Regions from separate parts of the Mus musculus genome. Here region 2 is linked to region 1. A link is a contact called in ENCODE Hi-C or POLR2A ChIA-PET data. All regions are on one chromosome and are shown on one strand. The core of a region is the stretch at or near the end of the contact, and the rest is flanking DNA. Distances in the headings are between cores, read along the strand shown. Region 1 holds the start of Slc43a2 (solute carrier family 43, member 2). Region 2 overlaps Smyd4 (SET and MYND domain containing 4).

What was found. Hi-C counts contacts between places; a loop is a spot of excess contacts on that map. ChIA-PET counts read pairs that join two places held with the same protein, here RNA polymerase II (POLR2A).
Region 2: a loop to region 1 is called in a map of v-Abl transformed pro-B cells, with 2.4 times the contacts of the local background. The contact joins the enhancer-like site here to the promoter of Slc43a2 in region 1. A Hi-C loop is called at or near these places in 1 of 37 maps with a recorded cell type or tissue (v-Abl transformed pro-B cells). POLR2A ChIA-PET finds 5 or more read pairs at or near these places in 1 of 5 experiments (Patski).

What each region holds. Positions count from the first base shown.
Region 1 is chr11:75,528,343-75,536,067 of GRCm38, reverse strand. Slc43a2 (solute carrier family 43, member 2) reads right to left here and starts at 3,956. Exons shown (of 14, transcript NM_001199283.1): 1 at 3,654-3,956; 2 at 3,280-3,480. The coding sequence starts at 3,439.
Region 2 is chr11:75,395,754-75,403,478 of GRCm38, reverse strand. Smyd4 (SET and MYND domain containing 4) reads right to left here. Exons shown (of 11, transcript NM_001102611.1): 6 at 3,696-3,878; 7 at 3,034-3,197; 8 at 1,229-1,361; 9 at 254-370; 10 at 1-62. Among named protein-coding and RNA genes, the nearest start is that of Serpinf1, 23 kb to the left of the region's middle. Within about 2 kb of position 3,139, at least 2 of the 3 ENCODE cell types and tissues checked have a DNase peak (open chromatin) inside an H3K27ac peak, as active enhancers do.

The sequences.
Region 1 (7,725 bases), core at 2,707-5,206:
CACCAGGCTCAAAGAGGCAGAGGCAAGCCGATCGACACAGCAAATACCAGGCCAGCTAGAGTTGTATGATGAAACCCTGTCTCAAAAACAACAACCCCCAATCCACCAAAGAACAACAACAACAACAACAAACCAAGGGAAGAGGTCATGTCAGGTGAATTCTATGGTGGTCATAGAATATAGAAGCCAAGGGACTTAGCCTGGGAAAAAACCCCACTCTTCCCAGACTACACACTCAATTGCCACACCAGAAGGACAAGAGAGGTCTCTAGTTGCCATTACCAGGAGTGTATTATTACACAAAACTCATTAACTGCCCAGGCCCAGCTCCCGAGCCCCTGCCCTTGAGACAGAAAAAGCAAAGCTGCCGGGCCACAGAGGTAAGGGACTCCTTTCCTCTCTCCACACCACCAAACTGGAACCCACACCACAACGTGTCTGTAGCCCGATTCTGGCTAGAGTCCCAAACCTTTCAACAGGTTCAGGCAAATTTCCTTTGGGGAACGAATTCACACCATCAATCTTAAAGACAACAAAAAGCTGTGACATTCGACTCTCCATCAGCTGTATACAGGTCAGCTCTTTAAAGGCCTAAAGCGATCCACTTAGCCATGCACCAGGGCTGACGATGTTGGGCCACACTGCAAACCTTGACCTTAGCTTTACCAGACACTCCCAGTCAAGGAAGCGCAGAGGTTTCTGGCCCCAAAAGTCAACAGGTTCCCGGGACTCCACACAGCCAGGAGGCTGGAGAGATAAGCTGTGTAGAATCAGCAGGCCTCCCCAGCTAAGGATGCTAGGTCAGCGCGTTTGCCAGATAATCAGAAAAGCCCAAATCAGACACAGGAGCAAAGGCACGGCATAAGAAGTTGATGTTCAACCCATGATCCTGACCCTTTCCCCTTCACTCTGGTTTGTGGGAGTGACCTTCAAGTCTCTCAAGGGCTTAAATACCAACTCAGCGCTCGGCTGGCGAAATCCCTGGACTCCCCTCACCCAAAGGAAGGAAGAAGACAGCGTCTCCCCAGGAAAACAGTTTCCAGCCCCAGGGCGCCCATGCCGTCCGAGAGATTGTATAAAAGTGGACAATCTGATGTCACCAGTGCCATGAGTCAGAAAAAAAGAAAAAGAGAAAAAAAAAAAAAAGAAAAAAGAGAAGAGAAGAGAAGAGAAGAGAAGAGAAGAGAAGAGATAAAATCTGACCTCAGGATGAGGTAGTAAAAGCTTTGCCATAGGCTGATGTTTTTTTTTTTTTTCTTTCTGTTTTTTTAAATCCCCAGTGTATCCTGTAACAAAGGCACAAAAGAGAGCCAACACTCCCACCTGTTCCTTTCAGAGGGGCCTTTAATCTCCTGACATCCCAGAAGCAAAAGAGAAAGCTTGGTCAGGGAACAAGGTCTGACTCTCAGTCTCTCAAGATTTCTTGCTGATGTGGGGAAAGACCTGCCAAGAAACCTTAGGCTATTAGGAAACATTTTTGAGTGCTAAAGGCTAAAGGTTGGTTATAAATGATAGGCTTTCTGCCCTCTCCCAGGTGGCCTTTGGTCTCTCCCTTTCTCCCACCTTTCTCCTCTCCTGCTAAGCTCTGTACACTAAGGATCCTCTGGGCAGATCAGAGAAGGGAAGTGAAGACTAACTGACTCGGGTCCAGGCAGTGGGAGCAGGTCCAAGGCTTTCCCTTCCTGCTAAGAATGAGAGGCTGGGTGAGGCAGTATAGGCTTGTCAGCCCACCACTTAGGAGAATGAGATGGAATTATTACAAATTAAAGGCTAGCCTCAGCTACATAGCAAGATCCTTTGTGAAGAACAAAAGACCAAACAACCTTACAGACAAAAAAATTTTTAGAGCCGGGCAGTGGTGGCGCACACCTTTGATCCTAGAATTTAGGAGGCAGAGACAGGCAGATTTCTGAGTTCGAGGCCAGCCTGGTCTACAGAGTGAGTTCCAGGACAGCCAAGGCTACACAGAGAAACCTTGTCTCAGGGAAAAAAAAATTCTTGAGAGCCCAGCAATAATGGTGCACTTTGATCCCAGGACTCAAGAGGCAGAGGCAGGTAGATCCTTGAGTTTGAAGCAAGTTTGGTCTAGGGGTTGAGTTCCAGGACAGACAGGGCTACACAGAGAAACCCTATTTTGAAAATAAAATAAAATAAATAGCAAGCCCACTTCTTAGAGATGACACTCAGGGCGTGGAACCTCTTGCCACCAAGTCTGTCAACCTGAGTTTGACCTCATAAATTCACATAGTGGAAAAAGAGTGTCAACAACCAAAAGCAGTCCTCTGTCATCGACAGCAGTCCTCTGTCATCGACAGCAGTCCTCTGTCAGTCATCCAGTTCTGTGGCCCCCATAAATGAATAAAAAAATGTAAGAAAAAATTTAAAGTAAAAAAGTAAATGAATAGGACTCTAGAAATAAAAAAGACATGCCAGCAGTGACCTACAGAGTCAAGCCTGGGTACGGGGTGGGGCAGAGACAAGAGACAAAGGCAAGAAGCAGTTCTTACCAAGGATGCCTAAGAAGGGGAGAGGATGGCAGCTGACTCGGCCCCACTGATGACCCTACAGCAACCAGGGTATGAAGACAGGAGTGGCAGAAGGAAGGGTGGGGGTAGTGTGGGCCAGCCTCAGCCTGCCTGCAGTCTGTCCTGGAGAGTCTAAGCATCCTTCTACCACTGTCTCCCTTCCTCTTCCTCCCTACGATGTTTTGAAAGCCACTGAGATGTTCTCACAGTTCAGGAGAGGAAATGGCCTTTGGAGAATCATAAAGCAGCAAAAATAGACAAGAAATTCTATCTTGGCAAGCCTTTAAGGGGACTCCATAATGGCCTGACTTAAAAACATGTAGGTCTAGATGAACCTTCCTTCGGGTGGAGGCGAAGCCACTTCCTCTCTCCTGCTGCACCCCGGCCTATGAGAGTTCCTCTTTCTTACACATGTTTTTTTTTTTTTTTTTTTTTTTGCAAGGCAAGCAATGCTGCAGGCCCTGGAAGACCAGAAGGCCAGCAACGTTCCTGACTGCACGCAGGAGTCTATTAGTCTATTAGTCTACAGCTTGGGCAAATGGAAGACTTGTCCCAGCCTCAGTTTCTCCATCCACAAACAGGGACGATGATAATGATACGCACCCAGAGAGCTGGATGAGGATCAAATGGGCTTTTTGGCACTTAGAGGCGCTGTGCAGCAAGCAGGCATAGCTGGCTTACATCTTCACCACCAACCGCCCTCTCCCAAAGACCCACTCCAGAAACCTGCCCCCGACCGAGGCGCCCATCTCACCTGGCTTCGTACACAGGTAGGAGTAAAAGCCCTCGGACTTGAGCATGATGAGCAGCGAACCCCAGCCCAGGAGGACTGCGGAGAAAAGGAGGTTTTCCAACACAGCGGTGCAGGCCATCCACCAGCGGCGCCGATGGGCAGTGGCCAGGGTGGGCGCCATGGTGCGGTGTGGCGGTGGTCGGGCTCCGGTTCTGCAGACACCTGCGCGCAGACCTCAGCTTCAGCGGTGGCTCTACCCAACCCGTGTAGCCGCTGGCGCACAGCCTGTCAGTCCCTTGCAGCCCAGGCTATAGGTGCCCGCCGCAAAAGAAAAGAACCCTAGCCCTGTCAGGGACCTGGGCCACCCCGTACCCGCAGCTACCTGGTAACGCTACCTTAGGCCACAGTGGAGCCCCGCTGGCCAAGAGGAAAGGCTTCTCCCTTAGTTCACTCGGAGGTAAACTGAGGCATGGCAGCTGGAAAAGGGCTAATTATGCTCAAGGACGTGGAGCGGGTCCTGATCCCAAGCAAGACTGAACAGCCACTTTGGGGGCCGGAAAGGGAGGCAGCTCGTAGTAAGGTCACCTGAGCAGAGGCTCACCTGAGAGCTGCCACTCCCAGGGACCCTGACAGGCTCCCGCCCGCCCGCACTCGAGACCCTTCCTTAGTGCTTGTTCCTTCAACCACAAAATCAGCACAGGGAGCCCCGAAACGGCCCGCCCACGGCGCTTTCATTGGCGGGACCGCACAGGAACTGCCGCGCCATTGGTTAGTGTTTAGGTCGCTAGGCGCTACCGCCACGCGAACCCCGCATGGGAGAGGCGAAGCCGGTTCAAACCGGCGGCGCGAGCCAACCGCGCGACCCCCGTGTCGGGCTGTTACCCCGGCGATTAGCCCGTTTCCATAGAAGCGGATCCCGTCCCTCTGTCCTCCTGGCCTTTTTCGTTACGTCTCCCTCCCGGTGTCGTCCCTCTGACAAGTATGCACCTTCCCTCCAACCCCTGCCTGCGAGCGGCTTCAGGTTCTCGCACCCTCGTCTGAGACCCGGATCCTGGGAGTCCAGCTCACCCGGCTCCTACCAGTGTGTATCGGGCCCGCCCGGCGCCTTTTCTGTCCCCTTTATTTCCAGCCCTTTTATTCCTATCCTAAGATGAAAAACACTGCCGCCCGTTGATTGGCTGAGTGGGGCTGGAAACAGGCGTCGGCCAATCAGCAGCTACCCACCCGCCCCCCGGCGAGCAGAAGCCGGTTCCGGCCGGACTTGGAGACAAACAAGAGGAATGGGGGGGCTGGGGGGCGGCTCGGGCAGGCCCAGCTCTACCCAGTTAAACTGGAGTGCCCCTCGACCCGGTGACCGCCGCGGGCATCGCCCCACGCCCTTCTCGTTGCCCTCTTCCTTGTCAAGTTCATGGGTCAGCGTTTCAGGGAGTCTTGGTCCACAGCGAGCTGGGCTCCAAGCACCGTGCGGTTCGGCCCGCAGTATAGACCACCGTTCTCGCCCGGAGAGAACCAGGGCCGGATGCTCCAACTCCGCAGGCCATTACCGCCCTTTTGTGCTGTTTCCCGGCCTGCTCCTTGGGCTTTGTGTCCGGGCTCCTCGCTGCCTAGCCCCCGTTGTCCTATCCAGGCGCTGTCTACGGGTATCAGAACACCCCGACCCAGGTCGTGGCATAATTACCGCATCCCTGCTAGATCTCCCGACTCACCGGGTCCTTGCCTGGAATCAGGTGCCTCCTGCCTGGTCTTTAATCGGTGTCCCTTAAGGGTCTGTAGTCAGGATTTTGGACTAAGAGCCCCTGGTCCTCCAGTTGTCGCCATCCCCATCCCGCGCCCTCTTTTCTCGGTGCCTTCAGAGACCGGTCAGTGTTCAGGCCGGTCACCTTGGCATGCCCTGCCCTCCCACTTTCCCAAACGACTCTTTCATGTGGCTGGCACACTTTCTCGTCCACCCTTCTTCATGCTGTGAGCAATCCCGAGCACCTAGTTAGTCTAAGTCTGACTTTGGAGAGCGCGATAGATCACTAGGGGTCCAAAGAGCTCCGTCCTTTCTGTATCATCAGCGGAGCTGCGCTGCTCTGAGGACCTGCTTGGACGTGGAATGGAGCCTCAGCACGAAAGATTTGGCTGTCCGTCCGAGTCTCCCTGACGAGAGGCACTAACCTCCCCTCAGAAAACACTCGGTATCCCTCAGATTCTCCACACTTCAAGAGCCGGCTTGCTTTAGAGCTAAGGGTGTCCCCAGCAGCCTGACTCAGCTTCCCTCAGCTCGAGTGCGCCCCCTGGTGCCCAGAACCTTCGCCAGCCATTCTGCTAGTGCATGCTCTCCCAGACTTGGTCTAGGCTTGCTGGTGGGTTTGGGGGCCTGATGACCTACTGTGCAGAAATCTCATAAGCTCCAAATTGGACCTACTATCTGCCAATAGATTAAGCCCTTCAATCCTTTTCCTAAGCAATCTGCTTGAGGACCTTCTCCAGACATATATCTAAAATGTTCCCTCCCCCTCTTCAAATAAATAGTGCCCCCTTCTCCCTCAGATTGTGTGTGTCTGTGTGTGTGTCTGGGGAAGTGTTGAGACAGGATCTCACTATGTAGCTCTGGCCATCCTGGAACTGGCTATGTAATCCAGGCTGCCCTCTGCCGCCTCGTGCTAGGGGGCTCAAAGGCACCCTACTGAGCTACTAACATGTAATGATGTTAGACACTGTGAACTAAACATTTAACACAATAGTTAATGTTATCTACTGTGAGCCTTGCCCCTCCCCTGCCCCCACTGCACCAGGATAACCTGGTGTCCTGTTTATCTTATCTGCCCATTTCTGTCCCTGGGACACAACTACTCATCCATCAATCTCTGCATCACATATCTACCCCGCAGTGAATTGTGGGAAATGTAAACCTGACCTTGATAAACCTGACCTATTGCTAGATCCCGCAGAAACTCTTTACCTTGTTCTTCAAGATAAAGTTCAAGTTCCCCAACTGACTGGACCATGCTGCTTCCTCCTCCCCATTTCCCACTGGATGCTCCCCTCTGGGGAACTGCTGTGGCTCTGGCTTTGTGCTGCTCTCGCTAGTGACCCTCCCTTGGGCAGCACCTCCTCTGGGAAGCCTTCCCTGGCCACTCTCTATATTGCCTTTTGCTTTCTTTGTCTGCTGACCGTAATGCCTTATAATCTGTATCCCCATTTCCCGCTGGCTCTGAATTTCTTGGGGGCAGGCATGCCTCAGTCCTAGGTGCCCAATATGAGTCCTGGAAGGAAAACACATGAGCAAGTGAAAAGCACCAGGTTCAAGGACAGAAGATCGCAGGGTGCTGGATAGGATCAATAATAACTGCCTTTACTGATGGCTGAACTTGCACTGGGTGCTTTTACACTGCATGCTACTACTCCATCCCTACAACTGCCCTGGATACAGCCGTTATCCTTACATTCCAGATGAAAAACTGAGGGGCTAGGTGGCTTGTTCAAATGAAACAAGAAGTCCTTGAGTCCTGTTGAGATGAAACTACCACTCCTTCTCCTCTTCCTTCTCATTCTTCTTTTTTTAAAGATTTATTTATTATATGTAAGTACACTGAAGCTGTCTTTAGACACTCCAGAAGAGGGCATCAGACCCCATTACAGATGGTTGTGAGCCACCATGTGGTTGCTGGGAATTGAACTCAGGACCTCTGGAAGAGCAGCCAGTGCTCTTAACCGCTGAGCCATCTCTCCAGCCCTTATTTATTTATTTTCCTTCTCGATCCGGCCCCGCTAGCTCAGCCTTTATTCTTCTTCTTTTTAAATTGAGAGTGCCCAGGCTAGACTTCCAGGACTTTTGGCAAGTCTTAAAGAAATAAGTCAGGAAGACAGCCTTGCCACATGAAAACAACACAAGGCTCAATAGGCCATCAGAAGAGAGGCCAGGAAAAGTGTAAGAAGCACACATATATGTATGTATGTATACACATACATATATGTATGTGTGTACCGCACACAAAAAGTAAAGAAAGCCAGTCAGATTGAGGAGAGCAGAGAAGGATGACTGCTGCCCCATTTGAAATTGTGAGTCCAAGCCAGGCGTGATGGCGCACATTTAATCTCAGCACCAAGGAGGAAGAGACAGGCACATAGCCCAGTCTACACAGAGTTCCTGGCTAGTGCCAACCTGGGTTATCCAGTGAGACCCTGGTCTTTTTTTGGCTAATTTGGTCTTTTTTTTTCTTTTTCTTTCTTTCTTTTTTTTTTTTTTTAAAGGCAGGGTTTCTCTGTGTAGACCGGGCTGTCCTGAAACTCACTCTTTAGGTTTTTTGTTTGTTTGTTTTGTTTTTTTAAAGATTTATTTATTATGTCGAAGTACACTGTAGCTGTCTTCCGATGTACCAGAAGAGGGTGTCAGATATCATTACAGATGGTTGTGAGCCACCATGTGGTTGCTGGGACTTGAACTCAGGACCTTCGGAAAAGTAGTTGATGCTCTTAACC
Region 2 (7,725 bases), core at 1,890-4,389, 130 kb after region 1:
ATGGCGAGTTTCAACCACCTGGAGACTCTTCTGTACATGGGCAGCAGACTTTAGCCAGTTCCCTGTGAGAAGAGAAATGTCTCATTCCGGAAAAGAAACACCATTAGCCTAAGGCTCTGGGGGCAAGGAATGCAGAATGGGAGGGAGAAGAGCGTCAATTCAGATGGCAAGAGAGAACCAAACAGACAAGGCAAGGGCCGCACTGAACACACGGCAGGGAAGGAGAACTCCGGCTATACCTAAGGTAGCATACCTAAGGTAGCATGGGCCTGGGCCAGGCCATCTTCAATTTCCCCCAGTACGGTGTGCTCTGCTGACAAGAAGCTCTCAGCAGCCTCCCGGCACCGCAACAACTGCTGAATGGCTTGCTCTATGGATTCAAAGGAAAAATGCCTCACAACAGATACAGATCTAGTCCTGGACACGAGAGACCACGTTGCAAGGTCTCTATCGGTTAGGTCAAAGTGAAAATGCCTCTTTATCTCACGGAGTCAACAGCCGGGCATTCCAGGGAAGCTGTTGGTTGCTTATGTTTTCTCTTTCAGTAAAAGAGGTGTTAGATGAGGCTTCCTCACATTTACCCTGGGCTTCTAACATCCATTTTCCAACCAACATTTAACAACCAACTCTACATTCCTCCTGTAATCATTAGTTTTCTTGACTCTAGGCTAAAGGTCAACTTCAGAATCTAGGCTAGAATAGTCAAAACAGATTCCTACCATGTCAGGGTCTAACATCGAGTTCTGCAAATCCCTTTCTGAAAAGAGAGGAGTCCTTTCTTTCTCTCAGCTCTCAGCTCAGGCTAGCTACCGAGCTCTACTCCTGAGTCACACCACGAGCCCAGGCAGCACTCAGGACTTGCTGCTGCTGCTGAGGGCAGAGCAACCTTCTCGGAGCTTAGGTCCTTAAGCTGGGAATCAGATGATGGCATTGGACCTCTGGAGCCACACAAAGCCCATGGAAGTCAGACAGCCTTTCTGGTGCTCGAGCTGCTAGAACTATCTGGCGCAGCAGACACAGCTTAAACCATCAGGAAGACTTTCAAGGGCACCAGAGTAACAGCTGGTCACAGTCTGGTCTCACTGGCCTACATAGCCATCTTGTGGCTGGTGCTGGGATAATTAAATTCAAGTCCTCAGTCATTTATTGAGGACTGCTCAGTAAGGCAAGGTGATACCAAAATAAACAAGGGAAGGGCTGAGGCCTAGGGCGAGGGAGCCAATCTCACCTGGTTTACCGGTTCGGAGAAGCTTCTGGGCCATGCAGACCTGTTGCTGAAGGTCCTGCAGGCGAGAGACTAGCTGGTCCCTGCTGACAGAGTTTGTGCAAGATTCGTTGCTACAGCTCAGCACATCATTTCCCTGTGGAAGTCAGTTCTATTTTTATTCCTAAGCGAGAACAGTTATCAATACTGCATATTGCATGTACTTGAGCTAAGGAGTCACTGACCTGATGAGGAAGAGACTTCTTCAATAACACACGCAAACAAGGCCTGAGTGAATTCTGATAGCAATTCTAATGAAAGAAGCAGCTAATCCCACTCTGAGGTTTAATTTTTGAACAGAATTGATAAGCGTTTGTAATCCTTTTCACCTTAGCAGCCCCTCTCATCTCCTTTTGGGACCAGGACTTTAGATGATAAACACACGTATAATGGCTATTTTAAAACGCCATAGGAAAACCAATATAGAAAGCTGGATGGGTGGTGGTAGTGTACAGCAGCACTCTGGAGGCAGAGGCAGGCAGATCTCAGTGAATTTGAGGGTAGCCTGGTCTACAGAGTGAGTTCCAGGACAGCCAGGGCTACACAGAGAAACCCTGTCTCAAAAACAGACAAATAAACAAACACAGAACTCTGGATGTGGTGACACATTGCAGTAAAGTGGCACTTGGAAACTAAAGGCAGTAGGATGGCAATTCTGAGGCCAGTCAGCTTTAGAATAAATTCTAGATCAACCCTGCAGGAAGAGAGGAAGAAGCAGAAGAGAGATATGGCTCAAAGGATAATCATCTTACTAGGAATCTATCAGGGAAAGCCAGGTATAGGCCTGTAAATATCACTGCATTTGAGAAGCTGGGACACGAGGATCTCAAGTTTGAGGCCAGCCTGGGCTCTGAAGTGAACTCTAGGTTATCTGGGGATACAGAGTAGAAGGAAGACTGTCTCAAGAGTGAGCAGGATCGAGGGAGCACTAATGCACAGGGCGCTTAGGCCCAGCATGGTGGCACACCTGGGAGAGGTAGCAGAGGGCAGGAGCCAAGGCTACACAGAGAGACGCTGCCTAAAACACAAAACAAAACAAAACATGCTGGGGAAGGCTTCATTCTTGACCCTTGGCTTTACAATTTTCAACACAGCCAATTCCATTTACTTATTTCTAATGAGAATGCCATGCTCTGGTGTGGAGACCATTTTGCATTGGGGCATGAATGTTGAAGACTCCAGTGTCTACACCATTACCTGGCAGTAGCACCCAAGGGTCTGCTCTCATGCTCTCCACTGTGGCTCTTCCCTCTGGGTCAAAGGCTGAGGGAAAACTATGTGGGTCGGATTTTCCCACAGTTACTACAGAGTGTGTCTGATGAGGCCAGCACAGAGAGATGGAATTGAACAGACAGAAAATCCACAATCTGGGTCCCCAGATTAAACCATCTCTGAAATAGCTCCTTGGAATGGTGATCTCTTAGATGGGGTGTCACTTGAGACTGGCCTCCGACTTGAGATCCTTCTTCCTCAGCCTCCTGAGTGCTAGGGTTACCAGTACCCAAGTGCTAGGCCTGATGCACAACTTTTGATGACTTATTTGAGCAAGTAAATTTCTAGGGCTTTTTTTTTTTTTTTTTTTTTGGTCCCTTTGTGTAATTTAAGATTTTGTGTCACTTATAGGGAAAATATTAGGAAATACAACCTGTGTTTTCTGCAGGACCGGGCGACATGTAGGGAGGAGTTACAAGAAGGGAAGCAGGAATGGTTCTCCTGGCGACTGACAACCTTTAGCTGGAGCCCTGCCCCTGGGAACAGCAGAGATTTACCTGCATGAGCGCTCTGCAAGTCTTACAACAGAAGGCTTCCCATCTGGGAGCTGCAGCTGCTCTCAGTGTCTCAGCGTGACAGGCCCCACAGCGGCAGTCAAAGAAGTACTGAGAACTCAGCCTCTGCTGCCTCTCAGCAACGCCCATCCGGCTCTCGTGAGGCCCTGGAGAGAGATTACCCACAGTTCCTAGTCACACCAAGAGAGTCAATGCCTACTCTACCGAGGGGCTGGCCTAGTCATCACGTGACTGGCATGGTGGTGCTGGGTTGGGGTCCTGGCTCAGTGATAGACACTAGCCTAGCCTATATGAGGTTGGGTACTCTGCCCTATCATCTCAGAAAAAACAACAAAACACGGGTGAAAGTGGATACGTTTCCAAGCTGCTGGGGCAGGAAGAAAGAAGCCAAGAAAGTGCTCCTCGCTCATTTTCAGGATAGGCTGTCTACAAGGCATGGAGGGATATGGCTCACTGCCCTCAACGGGCTTTTTTATTACAGCCAGAAGACCTTTTTTATTGGCCCAAGGATGCATTGCCCTTTCCAGGAAAGACTCAGAGGATGAGTAGAGGCACTGGGCCCATATCTGCTGATTCCTGTCCCCTTATCCTTTTCATGTGAGGTGTGAGGCACAGCAGGGTAGTGGAAAGAAAGGCTGGCTCACCATAGCAGTGCAGAATCTCCTGTCCTTTTGCGATCCTCTGTGCTGCCCGGACGGTGGCGACAGTGCCAGTGAAGGACACACTGGTGTTGGGCCTGCAGGAGTGGTTCAGGAGGCTGACAACAGGGAAGATGCCTGTGGCAAGGCGTATCTGCCTGCTGTTGGTAATGATGCTCTCGTTAGACCCTGGAAGTGCAAGAACAGAAGGAAATGTGCGTCAGGACATTTGTCCCGTCCTTGTCATCTATTCCCCAGAAGATGAACTGAGCAGCTGGGCCTGAAGCCCATCTGAGTCATGGCTCTGCAGCCGGATCCGACAGAAATCAGATGGAACATGACTCATCGCAAACTCTGGTCCCCAGGAAGCAAAGTGAATGAGCACACACCGAAGCCTAACCATTATGTCTGTGTGCCACTCAAAACCCCAAGACTAGAATTTATAAAAAAAATAATCAAAAAGGGATTACCAGTGGGGTGCTTTCTAGACAGTTTCATAATACTTGTAGGACGCAGAAGCATAGCACTCCTAAGATTATCTCCCCACGATGTTTGAAGTCTAGGTGCTTTGGTTCAACTGCTCTTTGGTTGGCTACTAGAACGAGCATCCTGTCAGTGTAGCTCAGTTTATTTACTTACGCACCTTAAGTGTGTGCAAAACCCCGCAGCCTTCTTCATCCTACCCTTTGTCTAAAATTTTTGGAAACTGCTCTGCAGTCTCAGGTAAGCAAACCGTCTGTCCATGTTTTATTGAAGGTAGTCACTGCTCTGAAATCTCAGAGAAGCAAACTGTCTGTGCATGTTTTATTGAAGGTAGTCTTATGCCTCAGACAACCTCTTTTGTAGTACAGTCAGCTAGCACGACAACTGCAAGGAAGGAAGAAAGGGGCCTCTAGGCAGTGATGCCGGTCTCTATGAACTTCCATTCACACATATGTGAGTTCCTCATACCATGTGCACGGCTATGCTTAGTTAGGTTAGATTTCTGTTGCTATGGCAAAACTCTATTTTAAAAAAAGCAAAGGAAAGGTATGCTGAGGGATGCATGCTTGTAATTCTAACATTTGAGAGGCTGGGAAGAGAGGCTCAGCCTGGGCCATATAACTGATCTTGGCTTAAACAAAACCAAAAAAACCCCCCAAAAAACAGGCAGCAAAAGATGAGTTGGTTAACAAAAGTTAACAGTGGTCAAGGCGCTGGCAAGTGGACCTGGGAGACATGTAAGACCCAAGCTCTAACAGCCTACCTGCTCTTTAAACAAAATGCTAACTGATTTGGTTATGGAGTTTCTCAGGCCAAAGAAGTTCAGAAGCAGAGATCCTCCACGCGGGGAACACACAGCAGGGTTTTCTGGCAGTGGCAGGATAGTGATAGACCAGAGGAGGCAGAAAACAACTGTGTGAAACACAACAGCCTTGGGGCACACAAAAGGCCATCCCCACTCCAGGTTCATCACACACGCAACATTTCATTTAACTAGAGGCTTCTAACTGCATACCTACGAGGTCTTTGTAATAGACAAACATATGCCAGAAATAGGTATGATACATGTAAGATCGGCTACCTAGAAAGGCTTAAATTATGATCACAGCTTCGGTTTAAGCAGGAGGGAAATAATATTTCCAATAATCTGGGTGAAATGTGCAAAACACTGACTCTTAAAGGCAAACGGTTTTGTAAAAAAGTGGGAAACGATCAGACAACTGTGGTGTCACTGTCCGCGTGCCAGGAATCCTAACTAACCGCTTATCAGAAGTAACTAGTCTGGATACAAATGTAATGAACAAAGGAAACACCACGAACCATCATGTGAAAATGTTCGACAAAGGAAAAAATTAAATATAAGAACTATGTTGTCTCTCTGCAGACAATCCTATTATCTGTTGCTATGGGGGACAGGGACAGGGCATGTAAATACAATTCACAGGGAATCCAAATGACTCAATTTTAGTCAATAATTCTACAAACTGCATTAACATCTTTCATCAGAGCTTCTCTAAGTGCTTAGCTGGTTTGAGTGCCTGTCCGCCCCTCCAAAGCCTACCTTCTGGAACATGTGCTAATGAGCACTGAGAACGGTTAAAGGTAGGCAGCAGGAAGGAGCCGTGCAGGCACCAACAATTTGTCGTCTGAATAATCAGCGTCTGCATAATTAAAAGTTGACTTGCATTCTCAACTACTGATAACTGGCAGGCTCTATTAGAACAGTTGCTAAAATTTTCTCAGAAAAAAATGACTGCAACACAGTGAGTAATGTCAGCTTCGTGAGTTATTTATAGATTCTCCTCCGGCAGAGGAAGGCTCAGGAACTGAGTAGGGTGCTGGTGTCAGAGTTGAATGTCTCTCTAATTATTTCTAAAAAATTGAGTATTGATTTTTAAAAATTACTCAATATTTCGCATTAGTCACCTATTAGTGGATAATAGGAAGAGAGAATATGTATGTACCATATCAGCTGCAGTTAATAGGTGACATTTTGCATATAAAAATGAGTGATTCTTTAGCAAAAGTGTACCTTGGATTGAAGTGTCCCTGGCGCATTTCAAATGGGATTTAAGTAAAAGAAAAACAATAGAAGGACTCATTCGTACTTCCAGGACATAGCTACCTGGTAAGTGCTCTGCAAAATGAGAAGAGTGAATAGTTATCTGGTAATCAAGGGAAAGCCAAGGGCAGTTAGCTAGCTCAGGACCACTTAGAGCCTGAGCAAGGCTTGTTAAGACAGGAATCCTGTTACAACACAGATGTGCCCTTCCCACAGGGACAGAACCACGCACACCTGTACTGTGGCCTGGACACTCATCAGTGGCCAGACCTACTCCCTGAGATGGGAACAGAGAGAGGCTTTTGAGGAACTTTGATTAAAAAGAATTTATGCAAAGATAATAAGATATGTTCTCATAGTTCTTTGTCAAAGTCTATCCTAGTTAACACTGTAATCCTTCTTCTGTGCCATTAATGAAACAGCTGCTAATGAAATTCAATGAGAACACTCAACTGGGAGGTGTTGGAACCCAGGGAAACAATAAAAAGGGATATAACAAGATCAGAACTACGAATAGACTGAAACAGAATCAGATGGTAGGGAAAAAAGGAAGCTAACATTGCTGGTGGCACGTAATTGGTACTGCTCACCTGGAGGGCAAATCTGAGGTATGTATCAAGTGCCTTGAAAATGTTCATATGAAAATATTCTTAGCACTTAGCTTGTTTCTATTATTAAAAAACTAATTAAAATTACAAAAAGAATACATGGTAGTTATGTAAAAATTAGAAACTGAAAATTACAGAGAGGAGGACAGTTATTTAAAATACAATTAGGCAGGGCCAGTGGTTTTGTCATACTGTCTTTGCAGTGGCCCCTTCTAGTTCTATGTATGAAATTATTACTGTTGTTATTATTTGGACAGGATCTTGTTATGTAGACTAAGCTGGCCTTGAGCTCACCATCCTCCTGCCTCTGCCTCAGGCTCATGAGTGCTGAGATTGTAAGCTTGAGACTGATGTCCATATGGAAATTTTTACATAATTTATGGCAAGGGCACATGGTGATTTGTAAGCACTTCTTTTTATATTATATGCCATGGCCATTTTTTTTTTTAAATCTAAAATGCATTATAAATGTATTAAAAAAAAAAGAAAACCAGCCAGGCAATGGTGGCGCATGCCTTTAATCCCACCACTTGGGAGGCAGAGGCAGAGGCAGGTGGATTTCTGAGTTCGAGGCCAGCCTGGTCTACAAAGTGAGTTCCAGGACAGCCAGGGCCATACAGAGAAACCCTGTCTCAAAACAAAACAAAACAAACAAAAAAAGAAAACCAACTATATTAGTTATAGTTTCTGTTGTTGACATATAACATCATAACCAAAAACTATGTGGGGAGGAAAGGGTTTATTTCCTCTTACAACTCTCATGTGACATGCCTTCACTGAGGGAAGTCAAGGTAGGAACCTGAGACAGAAACTAAAGCAGAAGCCATTGAGGACTACTGCTTTGTGGTTTGTTCAGCCTGTGTTTTTATATACCCCAGGCCAT